Linked DNA regions of Homo sapiens: regions 1 and 2 are each linked to region 3. The links are chromatin contacts, found by Hi-C or POLR2A ChIA-PET in ENCODE. All regions are on one chromosome and are shown on one strand. The core of a region is the stretch at or near the end of the contact, and the rest is flanking DNA. Distances in the headings are between cores, read along the strand shown.

Region 1 (4,213 bases), core at 239-2,738, 150 kb before region 3:
AAAATGGAATTTTATTACAACATAGCAGATATTTAATAAATATTAGCTACTTTTATTTCATTGGCAGTAAAAACAGTTGATTGAGTTTCCACCTCAATCAACAACGTAGTAGTGAATTAAATGAGAATTCAGTACAATGCGTATTTTTTAAAAATTGTGAAGACCTTGTATGCATTTATGACTTTTTTGGGCAGAGTCAAGCTGCGATGCTAAGGGTGTGGTTAAACTGTAATATGAAGGAAAAAATTCAAACAGGGAGCATAAACCACCCACCAGGGAGCTATTTCTTTTGTAATGTGCATTCCATTTCTTCTCCCTCATGCTTTTTAATTCCTTCCATATTTCCTGCCATAATTATCAAATGTTTAGTTTCTGACCTCACTTTCCTGGAGACTGGAGCCCGGGGAATTTAGAATTGTTTATTTTCTGTCCATAAACCTTTGAGTTAATGGAGCGGCTTCTGAGCAAAGAGTTTGTTGGTTTGTTTGTAGTGTCTCAGGAAGGTCGTTAGAGTTGAAAAAATTGGTACAAAAAAACAAGCGCTGAAATGCTTTAACTGGAAACTCGAGCCCCCAAAGAGCAGAGCAATGGATCTTCTCTTACACTTGCGCAACGTTACAGGGAACACTTGGGAAAAGGCCGTTACATTGCCCAGATGATAACACAAAACCCGAGGACACTTCACAAAGAAGAAAATACATTTCAGAGAATCATGATCTCACTTTAAAAGAGAGAAAGGAAAATTAATTTTGCCCCAAAAGAAGAATCCCGATTCCTCTGCCCCCGCCCCCAGGAGACAGACTTGGGAGGGAAAAGTCCCCAACTACTCTCAGTCTCCTCTGAAGTGAAGGACGGAACTGAGGCGCCTTTTTGAACTCGCTGCTGCTCCAGTCGCCGCCTCGTCCCCGTCGGCCCAGCCCGTCCCCTCTCCTCCTCCCCGCTCTCCCTCCATGTTAGCCGCGGCGGGGCTCCCGCTTACGGCCCGAACTACTTTTCCTGCTTTAAAGATTTAAGTTTCGTAAGCAGCATTACTGCCCCAGCTCCACCCCAGCACACCCCAAGGACCGAAACTCCCAGCGCCACCCCGGGAGAGCATCCCCAGGACGCGCGCCCACCCGCCCAGCGCGCAGACCCAAGAGGCCCCGGGGACCGAGTTCGGACTCCTCGGCCCCTCGCCTACCTCGGCGCGGACCCAGGCGACCGCCACCAGCGCGAGCGCGAGCGCGAGCCAGCGTTTCCACATCTGCGGAAGAGAGAAGAGAGCGAGTCTGAAGGCGCCGGGCCCCGCGCTGACCTGGGAAACTTGCTCGGGTCCCGCAGGCTCGCTCCGGCCGCCCAAGCACCCCCGGCCGCCCGAAGAGTCCGGCCTCCGCGCCGTGCGCCCTGCGCTCACCGTGGTCTGGTCCAGGTCTCCTGGGGGCGCGGGGCAGGACGGCGGCAGCGAGCTGTAAGCGGAGGTGGGAGCTCCGCCGATCGCCAGCCTCGGAGGAAATGCGACCTCCCCTCGCCGCCCCTTAAGACCTCTCCTTCCCCGCCTGCCTGCCCCCCCAGCTCCTCCCCATTCTCCTCCCCCTTCTGCTGCAGCGGCCCCCGCGGCTCCCGCTCCCCCTCCTTCCGACCCCTGCTCCGGGGAGCCCGCGGGAGTCCTGGCGCCGCCGAACCCCTCTCTCCGCACGGTCCCTCGTCCGGCGCCCCTTCGGCCCCCTGGACGTGGAGCGGAGGCAGAGGGGGTGTCCCGTGGGTCCCTGCCACAAAGGGGTAGGGGGAAGGGAAACCCCACCCCGGGAGGGGCTGCTGGCTGGCGGCGGCCCGGGCGGGCTGCGGCGGTGGCCAGGTGGGCGGTGCCGTGGGGGGCCCGGGAAGGTCCGGGACTGGAACCTGGAGGAAAAGACGTCCCGCGGCCTAGGAAGCGGAGCCGCCCCCCATGGCTGAAGGGGGAGGCCCAGGGAGGCAGAGGAGACCCCGCATCCCGGGGTCACGGCAGCAGGGCAGCGGGGCACCGGGAAGTGGGCGCAGGGCCGGGAAGACCGGCCGGCGTGGGGAAGGCTGCTGTGGGTTCTACAGTGCATTGTCCCGGGTGAGGTGGCGGCCGCCCTGCTCTGCTGGGAAGATCCTGAGTCCAGCGTTTGCCGGCAGCCTCATCCCCTCCTTCCCTCGGGCCGGGGAGCGGTGTCCCCCTCCTCTCTTCCGCCCACTCACTCATCACCTGTGTCCCTCCTCCCATCCCTGTCATCCCAAGTAGCCTCTGTGTTCAGGATTGCCATCTTCACCACCTTCTTCCCAGCCCTTGGCCTTCGAAAGTGTGCTACCTCTTTGACAGGGTTAACTCCCTAAAATGCTCCTAATTAAGGCGCCTTTCCTGCCATAACTAGTAAGGAGAGCAGATCCACTTAGCAACTCAGATTTCACATGCCCAAGACTAAGCCTCACTTCCCCCAGCTTCAGGGCCTGCTTATCTACCTCTTTCAGGGTGGTTGCCTTCAAACCTATCTCCTTTTCTCAGAGCCGGCTTGTACCCATAGCCTGGCAGTTTAGCCGCTGAGATCTCATATGCATCCCCTCGCCTCCGTTCACATGTCCACTTTCCTAGGCCAGACCTTCATCCTCCCTCACTCAGAAATTCTGGAAACCTCCTTTCGTTGTCCTCTGACTCCAGGCTCTCCCCTGTAGTCTCCACTGCAATCCATTGTCATATTCTTTCCCTTATTTTAAACATTGTCTTCCTCGTGTTCATGTTCTTCCTCTACTCAGAAACTTCAGCGTTCTTCTACCCACATCAAATCCAAACTCTGCCTTTCTTATAAGCCCTGCATTACTGGGCCCACCCTGTCCATCTAACTTCTCTTCAACTACATCAGCATACTTCCTCCGCTCAAAGCAGGCCCATCTCCTCGTTGTCCTCTGAACTTGTCATACTCACTCTGCTGCCAAGGTTTGTTGAGTGCCCACTGTTGTGGCTTTAGGGGGCTTCAAGATAATACCCATGGTCCCCATGTAAGTTCAGAATCCACTGAGATAGCAACAGGAGTCAGACTTATGGAGAGCAAAATGTCAGCTTTGTCTCTGCTAAAGGCTGGAATGGCAGCCATGGCTTTAGATCTGCAGGGACAGCGGGCCCAGAATTGAACATGTCCACTCAGTCACAAGCAGAGCTGGAAAACCTGCCTGTGTAAAAACTAAACTGCATGGAAAAGCAGAAAATATGTGCCTCCTGGGACATGCCTGCTCCCCAAACTTGAGGGGGTAGAGTGACACATCCCCAGTTCTTTCAAACTCTCCAGTCAGACAACTTACTCCTGCTCCCTTGTTATGGTAATAAGATTAGGGAATAGATGTTCCGCACCAGATACTCTGTCTTGGTCACTGTGCAAGGATTGAAGGGAACTATTGTGGATAAAGTTCTGCCCTCGAATAACGCACAATACATTGCATCCCTTGCAGATCCACTGCACCCTCTCAGAATCTGGTATCATCTTTCCTCCCTTCCTCTTATCTACTAAAATGCTTGGGTTTGTTTGTTTGTTTTGTTTTCAGGAACCACGTCAAGTTTGCTTCCTTCATATCTTTTCTGACAACAGCTTGGCATGGTAGAAGGCACAGGAGGTTTGAGGTCAAACCAATCTGGCTTTCCATCCTATCACTGCCATTTACTAGCTGCATGGCCTGACTTGCATCAAATAATAAGCCCTCTGAACCTAGGTTTCTGCCTCTGACAAATGGCAGTGATAATGCCTTGCAGGGAGTTGTGAAATTTAAGCAGATGCATATAAAAAGTGCCTGGCAGGTAGTAGACCTCTGTATGTGATAGCCATTATTATTTCATGATCGGCTTTGCATCTAAATTGTAGTTGGTACTATACACCAGGTACTATGAAAGCCATTCAACATCTCTTATTTTATTTAATTTTCACAATAGATAGAAAGGAGGCTGGGCACGGTGGCCCATGCCTTGTAATCCCAGCACTTTGGGAGGCCAAGGCAGGCGGATCACTTGAGGCCGGGAGTTCGAGACCAGCTTAGCCAACATGATTAAACCCCGTCTCCACTAAAAATACAAAAATTAGATGGGTATGGTGGTGGGCACCTGTGGTGCCAGCTACTTGGGAGGCTGAGGCACCAGAATTGCTTGAACCCGGGAGGCAGAAGTTGCAGTGAGCCGAGATTGTGCCACTGCACTCCTGCCTGGGCAATAGAGAGAGACTCCATCTCAAAA
Region 2 (4,547 bases), core at 345-2,844, 180 kb before region 3:
AAAGAGAATGAAATCATTGGCACTGCCTGCTGATGGGTGGCTCCGCAAGGTACCACATTGGCCTTGGCCACTGTCCTCTGGCTCCCGACATCAGGACTTACCTCAATGCAGAGACAGGTGGGTTCCCCTTTCTCTGTGACTGCACATTCCCGGCCGGCTCCACAAAACACATTGGCACAGATCTTGGATTTGCTCCTTAGCTCTTCCTAAAACATACAATCATAAAGGAAACCGTGTGACTGAGATGAACCCATTATGGAATGAGCCCATAATGAGATTATCTTTCAGGCTTGGGCTTTGCTCTGGAGTCATGGCTCATGGTCTTAAACAGCTAGATGTTGGGTCTTAAACAGCTGTTGGAGACGTTGCCTCCAACAGCTAGTGCCCTACTCCCAGATACTGCTTCAGCCCAGGTTCAGGTACTTCTGAGTCCCTAATATGTTTCTCAAAGAGCAAGAGTTCCTTTCTTGCATGCTTCCTTTCTTCTAAAAATGCTTGTTGAGCACCAATTTTATGCCAACACTACGCTGAGATGGAGATACAAAGGACAGACCCTGTCCTCAGGAAGCTCCATGACTCTCAGAGGAAACTCACAAAGAAAGAGACATTTGGAAAACAACACAGGAAGTGCAAGAACAGGATCACCAGGGAGCTGGAGGGGAGGAAGAGGGTGAGAATTTTTCAAAGGATACTTTCTGAAGATACTAGGTCTTAACTGATTCTTAAAGGGTGAGAGGAGTAAGTCAGGCAGAAATGGAAACATTGTACAGAACTATGACTATCTGAAGGACCCAAACCTGACTGAATGGTGTTCTAGGCATTATCATCTCAAAGGGCAAAAGAAGGATGGCTAAACCATTGGAAACGTGGATTCGCTATTTTTGCTATGGTCCCATTTAGCCCCTACCCATGTCTGCCACTGTCTTCAAGATTAAGAGGGCGAAGCTGCCTGAAAGTAGAACTATTCTCAAATCATTTGCTAGTCAGGCATTCCCCTGTTCAGACGTGTGCAGCAGAACTGACAAGGCAGGGAATGGTCTCAGTGTATGCCACCTGAGAATGTGGGGGTATTGACAGGCACTGATCTGTTGGTGGCTCATCCCTTCCCTCCCATTCACTGGTGGCAGAAAGCCAGCCCCACCTCATTCACCACTCAACCCAGGGGTAGTGGTGGTTGCATGAAGGAGAATGTGATTTCCCCAGCTTCTCATCCTGACTGGCTGGGCAGGCAAAATCACGAAAGACCTCCAGACTCAAGGCTACTGGGCTAGATGCTGTGACAAAACCAACAAAGACTGCAGGAGGCACGATGGGGTCATGGGGCTGGCTGGGGTAAGGCAGGGATGGAACCAGACAGTCCACCCTCCAGGCCATGTCTACCACATTATGCAGAGAACTCACACCCACAAGTCTTGTAACAGTACAATTCTTATAGTTGGTGAATGTTTTATACTCAAGATTAGGGGAAAAAAGCAAAAAGAAAGAAGAGGCTTTCGAGCTGAGGTGCTGTATCCAATACAGCTAGTCTGCTGCCACCCAGAGGCTGCTCTGCAAACTCCAGGTCATTATTTTCTGTCCCAAGCCAGCTTGCTGGTCATGCAGGGCTCCCATTGGTCTAGAAGCCGTTCTCAGCTCACATTTCATTGGTTCACATGCTGTTGATAAACCAATTCTTTTTTGAATGTTGCTAAGGCGAATTCAAGAAAGCTAGCAGGCGGGGAAGAAAGAGGAAGTAATTCCCAGAAGTCCGCGGGGATTGGAGAGCTTTTGTTTTCCTAAACAGAGAGTGGAGATAAAAATCAAGGATATTCTCCAGGCAGGGCCCTCTTGTGGAAACTGTGCCTGACAATGTAAGGCAACACGAAAAAGGAAGAGGAAAAGGTTTTTGCTGACGAGTTGTTCCCATGAGTTATGGACACACAAATGCATAAAAAAGCATGCTCAGACACATGCCTGCACTCAAAGACACCCGCACACAGCTCCACAGGCAAACACCCACAAACCTCCACTCACTAGTCTCTGTCCTTAACTAGTAATTTTCATTCTTTAAGGCTCACATGTCCTCATCTATAAAGTAGGGGTAAATGCCAACCCTGCCCTGCGGAGATTCAGTGAGATACATGTGGAAGTACCAACTGTAAAACAAGCTGCATATGAAACCTGTTATTCATGGGAATGCCTTATAGAGCTACTTGCAGAAAAGCCTGTGGCATGTATGGAACCTCCTTTTAACTTACATTGTTGTTTTTAGTAAGTATTAAAAACGGATTGAATTAAACCAAGTCATTTTTCAGGAATAGTTCTCAAAAATCCATTTGAAGAAACAGATAACTTTTGAGTTATAACAACTAATATTTGAATAGTACAATTTACAAAATGTTTTCATACACATGATTTTGTCTTATAGGGAAACCCTGCAAGAATAGGTATATTATTATTAACCCTATTCCATAGATGAGGAAATTGAAGACCAGAAAGGTCAGATAACTTGCCCAAGTTTCCAAAGCTAGAAATGAGAGGAGCTAGGATTCCAACTCGTATCTTCAACCACTGATAACTAAACTCCCATTTATAAATATCCGGCATCCTACTATTTTTATTATATGTGATTTAAGCTCTTCAATAACTCCTTAAGTTAGACATCATTACTAGCCCCATTTCACAGGTGAGAGAGCAGAGGCTTAAATAACTAGAAAGTGGCAGAGCTAGAATTCTGCCCAAAGGGAAAGCAGTTTATATTTGATTTATTTTCATATCCAGATGACGTAAGGAAATTATGATGGGGGTGTGAGTTGCATAATTAGCAAGTGTCGGGAGAATGTGCGTTAAGAGTGCGTCAGAGATTTAGGTTTAAATTACCCACATCCCACCTCTATTCCTTACTTGCTGGTCGTGGGCCAGGTGCTCTCTTTAAACCTCAGCTTCCTCGTGAAAACTGGGAGTACTGATTCTTAGAGGGTTGTTGTGAGGATTAAACGGGATGTACTGCAGGCAGCACAGTGCCTGCCACACAACTGAAAGTGGCTATTACTACAGTGGGCAATTTATTTTCAGACAACTTTCCCACTGAGATGCTGTCACTACCACCTTGGGCTGTCATGTCCCCGTTTTTCCCTGTCCTCCCTTGCACTGCAGTGATAATAGAGAACAGAAGGACTCACTGAATGGAAAAAACAAAAGGCCCGTTTGAAGAGCACACAGAGAAGGGGGGAGCCACTAGTTACACAATCATTCCTCTTTGCAGGTGACACGTCTGTCAATAGGTGGCAATCTCTCTCTGTCTTGCACAGCCCAGCACTGCAATGCAGAAGCGCAGTGTTGGCTCCTGCAGCTCCACCCAGCTCTGTCCTCGGAACAAGAAGTGGTGCAGGAGGTGGAAGAATAGGGTGGCTGCTCCAAAAACATGGGTAGGGGGATCTACCAATGTGGGGGAGGTCTCACCTGCAGCCTCATAGCCCTCCCCAGTGATCCCCATTCACAGGCATGCTTTGATGCAGAAATCAACAATGAAGAAAATTTTCTCCAGAGAGATAGGCTTTGTGCCATTGAAAGCTCTTCTCCAAGCCTCATCTTCTCTGGGAGTGGGAGTGTCAGGTGCATCCCCGAGGTGCCTAGAAAGTTGCTTAGGGTGGTGGGTAGTCTTACCCATCTACTGAGAAACTGATTCTGAGTGGGGGAAAAGAACACCTTGAGAGGGGTTGAACATGCTCATGGGTTCAACCCTTCTCGTGGTGAGGAAGAGGGAGATGAAGCAGGGTGGCAGGTGATGATGGGGAGAGGGGTGGCGCTCGATGGCTGACCTGAGGGGCTCTCCACAGCGACTATGAGAAGTGAGAACCTTGGAAGGTTTGGGATTGGGTAGGTAACATGATGGATATGGTGCTTTGGAATGTTAATTTGTGTTGGGTCCTTTCTGAAATTCTGATTCAAAGTGCAAGGCAGCCTGGATGGAGAGAGGCTGCAAGCAGGAAAACCGGCCAGGTTTAAGACTGTAATCTAGTCGGGGATGACAAGGGCCTAGGACCCAGGGCCAATGTTAATTTTAGCACCTTCAGCTGAGTGAGGCTCTGCAGATATCTCTGTCCTCACAACCTCTGTGCAGGTCTCTGTATTTTTAGTCCCATGTAACAGATGCAGAGGCATCGGAGAGTCAGGAAAGCTCTGTGACGCATGGAGGCCACATAACTAGTGAGAGCTGACTCAGGAATAGAACAAAGGCCAGTCTGACTCCAGAGCCTCAAGGTTCCCTCTTGGGGTACAATCAAGGCAGTGAGCTTTGGGGAGTGGGGACAGTTCCAAGGGCTGGCACAGGGTGAGGTCACAAGGTACAATGCAGTTCTTGCAAATAGAAGTGTTTGTTCTACCACTGTAATGATTTTAGGAATGAGGTCCCAAAGCAGTATGAGGACTTCATGTATGCGTAGATAACCACATTGGCACATGGATGTTTTCTAGGAGTATGAGGTCACAGGCAGGTCCAATATCACAAAAGTATGAACCTATAAGTCTAAATGTACCTGTGAGAATGTAATTGATTTGAGTGGGGG
Region 3 (4,060 bases), core at 403-2,902:
GGCTCGCCTGCCCTGCATCAGTTCGTACTCGCTGGACTCATTCCTTTATCCTTTTATTCTTTTTACATGCTCTCCTTCCTAGATCAGTGTCTAATCTATACAGGTTTTGGAAACTTTATGTAGTCTTTAGAATTTTATAAACTGCTCTTGCTTTTCATATTGTATTATTTTCTTAGTATTTCAAAACACCTTTGAACAAGTCAGAATTTCCTTTTTTTTTCTCCTTTAAAATCGAGTCTGAGTAACTCGTCTTGTGTTCATTTTTTCTACATTCTCTCAGCCTGAATCCTCATGAGTCCATTTTGCTCTATATTCATCTGGACATTAGACTACTTTGAAATATTACCATTTCTGCCTATTCTTTCTGTACTGCCTGATTGTCAGCTCCCGAAAGGCAAACACCCCATCTTCCATTTTGTCTGGATTTCCCCCACTGAGCCTAGAAGATTGACTTAACACTGACTAGTGTGCTGTGTGCTTCACGCGGTGGGTGCTTAATAAATATTTTAAAACAGTATTAAAATGTTGAATAAATTTGACAGCAGTGCTGCTTCTCATCATTTCAAATGCCAACACTTTCTAGGTCCCTTTTCTAGCAACCATTTCCCAACATACCTACGCGCCCCCAGACGTTTCAGCCAAGCTGGGGCTCTCTTTTGATCCATCCTTCTTTGCCCGAGTTATGGAAATATTGTTTACATTTTTTCCCCTGAGGAGAAGGGGAACCCAAAGACCCTGCTGTGAAACTTGAAGTTGTTTTTCTCCTTGGTAACTGGGGAGAAGGAAGGACAGTAGGGACAGAGAAGGTTTTGTTTCTGATTACTTCAGTTTTCGCCCCAGATCGTCTTTTACAATAAGATACATGCCCCTATGAGTATTTTCATACCTGTAAGGATGTTTTTAATTCTTTGCATCTGAAGAGTGCTAAGGATTTTAGGCAAGAGGTTTTAGTATTTTAACTAAGATGTTTTCTCATGAGCTTTATTCAGTATCTCATTTTCTTCCTGACCTTCTATAGTCAGTCAGGCAACATTTCTCTTATAACATCATTTTTCCTATTAATCATTATTTCGTACCTGTGAAAAATAAGCTTACACTTAATGTTGTATGAATCTAGCATGGTAAAGTACAGAAAAGCTTATTCTCTTCTTCTTGGGTAGGGAATTCTGTTTTGCAAAGCACTTTGTGATCTATTTGTTAGCTTATTTAATCCTCACAACAACTTTGCTAGGTGGACAGGAGTCATTATCTCCAGGATAAGGAAAAGGAAACTCAGAGACTTTAAGTGACTTATCCAAGGTGACACAGCACGGTTAGACCCACAATGAAAACCCGGACTTCTGACTCCACAGCCAGTCCCACACAGCTCAACTTTACATAATAAGCCCTGGTTATGTCAGTAGAGACAAGGCTGCTAGGAAGAAGCAGCGCGGTGACAGATGAGTAGGTGGGGAGCGGCGGTGGGGCAGGGCGCACTGCGAGAAGAGCACTTCGCGCATGCGCATATCACCGAGCGAACGCGCCGTGTTCGGGAAGGTAGGAGAAAGAGGCGGAGCTCCTTGTTAACGACATCCCCAACCTCTGCTAACGCGCAGGCGCACTTCCTGAAGCTGAAGGTCAGCATAGACAAAGGGCCTCAGAATCGCGCAGGCGCAATTGTGCCCTGGTTCGCCAAGATGTCGTTCCCAAAGTATAAGCCGTCGAGCCTGCGCACTCTGCCTGAGACCCTCGACCCAGCCGAATACAACATATCTCCGGAAACCCGGCGGGCGCAAGCCGAGCGGTTGGCCATAAGAGCCCAGCTGAAACGAGAGTACCTGCTTCAGTACAACGATCCCAACCGCCGAGGGCTCATCGTGAGTGTGGGGCCTCCCAGGCGGGAATAGGGCCCGAGTCCTGGGAGAGACCGAGAGAGACCACGCAAAGGGTCGGCCACCGCTCCCGATCAGTATCTCAGACGCAGGTCCTCTTCCAGGCCTAGCCAACTCACTACCCTTTTACCTTTGCCAGAGCTTGGCCCTCGAGAGGACCGGCTCTGGACTCAGACCTGGCTGGGTTTGAATCCTGGCTTGATCACTTCCTGCCTGCGTGACCTTAAGAACGTTATTCACTCTGCTTATCCTCGATTTTCTGTCTGCAAAATGGGCGTAATATAGTGCTTACTCTTTTATCAGGCTGTTAGGATTAAATGAGATAGAGTATGTGACTGTCCTAGCACAGTGCCTCGTTCGTAAGGCGTGTTCAGAAAATGTTTCTATATATATGCATATATATATTATATTATATATATATTCTATATATATGCATATATATTATATTCTATATATATGCATATATATTTTATATATATGCATATATATTATATTCTATATATATGCATATATATTTTATATATATATATAATTTTAAAGAGCTGGTGTTTACCTTTCAGTTCACAGCTCATAGGGATACTGCTCTCTCCTGATGGGAATACAGTGATTCCTTCAACCTGCATCTTTTAAAGACCCTGAAGCTTGCTGAAGTTCTAGGCTTTGGAGTCAGAACCCAAAGCACTACTCATTGGCTAACTCTGTTACCTTGGGCAACTTCAACTCCTCTGAATTATAGTTTCCTGGTTTCGTATATAAATGATGTGCATTATGAGGTTAAATAAGACAGTCTGTGTAACATTCGCAGCACATAATATATGCCCAGTAAACTGGTAATTAACAGGTGTGCTTTCATTAGGTAGTTTTCTATACAGGAACTAAGTAGGTTAAATATGATGTTAACAGAACAGGACTGGACTTTTCCCACACGTTGCATTGGTGTTTTGGAATTTTTGGAAGTTATGAGGATTGAATGAAAGTTACAATGTGCCAGGCACTGTGCTAAAACTCTTTTTGAGTACTATTTACATATCACAACTATTTGGATGATTAAGCTCTACTACTGTCCCCATTTTACAGATGAGAAGACAACATGGGAAGGACAAGTAGGTCATACAGAGATACCTCTTTAGTAGGTGATAGAGCAAAATTCTAACCCTGGTTTGTGTAACCCACAGCATCTGCTTTTAACTAGTTGGTTATACTGTCTCCAGCCAGAACCTTGTTAACTTGGGAAGAGGGTGCAGAGAGACACATTTATTACAAACTCACATGATTGGGTTTGATGTGTTAGTGTGATGCATTAAAAAAGAATAAGGCCTCAGTCAGACCTGAAATTGAAACCAAGATCTTCTGTCTTCTAGCTGTATGCCTCAGGGTAGTTTCAATTTTCTCATGTGTAAATAGAGGTAATACTACCAGTCTCTTTGGTTCTGTTGATTAAATGAGTGTGTGACACTATCATTTATTAATCAATACATGTAAATTCTCTTGCCTAATTTTTTTTTTTTTTTCCCTTGAGACAGGATCTTACTCTGTCACCCAGGCTGGAGTGCAGTGGTATGATCTCGGCTCACTGCAACCTCTGCCTCCCGGGCTCAAGCTGTCCTCCCACCTCCGCCTTCCAAGTAGCTGGGACCACAGATGTGCGCTACCATGTCCGGTTAAGTTTTTGTATTTTTTATAGAGATGGAGTTTCATCATTTTGCCCAGGCTGGTCTTGAACTCCTGAGCTCAAGCGATCCTCCTGTCTCCGCCTCTCAGAGTGCTGGGATTACAGACTTGAGCCACTGTGCCTGGCCATCTTGCCTAATCTTTAAGAATGATTGATTGAATCAATAAATAATTGCTCAGGGTCTGTTATGGCCCTATTTTACATGCCAAGATAACAATGGAGATCAAAACAGGCAAAAATTCCTGTCCTTGTAGAACAAACTTTCTAGTAGGGGAGACAAGAAACAAGTTAAAAAATTAAAATCATTTAACATGTTAGTGGTAAGTGATGAGAAAAAAAATAAAGCAGGGGAGATTTGGAGTGTGTGTAAGTAGTAGGGGAGGTAAGCAGCTACAATCTTAGGCCCAGGGAAGCCCTCTGTTTGAAGGTGACATCTGAATAAAGATCTGAAAGAAGTGGGGTGAGGGACCTAGCTCTCTAGGAAGGCAGCCTACTCATCAGAGAACGGCAAGTGCAA

Evidence for each region. Hi-C counts contacts between places; a loop is a spot of excess contacts on that map. ChIA-PET counts read pairs that join two places held with the same protein, here RNA polymerase II (POLR2A). Pooled maps may share reads with other maps.
Region 1: a pooled map shows a loop between it and region 3 (4-fold over the local background). The contact joins the promoter of FSTL1 here to the promoter of NDUFB4 in region 3. A Hi-C loop is called at or near these places in 1 of 168 maps with a recorded cell type or tissue (ovary) and 4 of 50 pooled maps. POLR2A ChIA-PET finds 5 or more read pairs at or near these places in 2 of 52 experiments (both WTC11).
Region 2: a loop to region 3 is called in a map of B cell, with 14 times the contacts of the local background. The contact joins the enhancer-like site here to the promoter of NDUFB4 in region 3. A Hi-C loop is called at or near these places in 2 of 168 maps with a recorded cell type or tissue (B cell and PC-3) and 14 of 50 pooled maps. POLR2A ChIA-PET finds 5 or more read pairs at or near these places in 7 of 52 experiments (Caco-2, MCF 10A, OCI-LY7 and 3 more).

What each region holds. Positions count from the first base shown.
Region 1 is chr3:120,449,504-120,453,716 of GRCh38, forward strand. FSTL1 (follistatin like 1) reads right to left here and starts at 1,489. Exons shown (of 11, transcript NM_007085.5): 1 at 1,394-1,489; 2 at 1,181-1,243. The coding sequence starts at 1,243. It overlaps LOC124900546 (a long non-coding RNA gene), which reads right to left and starts at 1,151. Exons shown (of 2, transcript XR_007096030.1): 1 at 1-1,151.
Region 2 is chr3:120,415,822-120,420,368 of GRCh38, forward strand. It overlaps FSTL1 (follistatin like 1), which reads right to left. Exons shown (of 11, transcript NM_007085.5): 3 at 102-206. It overlaps LOC124900546 (a long non-coding RNA gene), which reads right to left. Exons shown (of 2, transcript XR_007096030.1): 2 at 1,416-4,547. It also overlaps the pseudogene BTNL12P. Among named protein-coding and RNA genes, the nearest start is that of MIR198, 22 kb to the left of the region's middle. RefSeq lists an enhancer at 1,281-1,450. Within about 2 kb of position 1,595, at least 11 of the 41 ENCODE cell types and tissues checked have a DNase peak (open chromatin) inside an H3K27ac peak, as active enhancers do.
Region 3 is chr3:120,594,684-120,598,743 of GRCh38, forward strand. It overlaps NDUFB4 (NADH:ubiquinone oxidoreductase subunit B4), which reads left to right and starts at 1,653. Exons shown (of 3, transcript NM_004547.6): 1 at 1,653-1,856. The coding sequence starts at 1,677. RefSeq lists enhancers at 1,724-2,063, 3,104-3,173.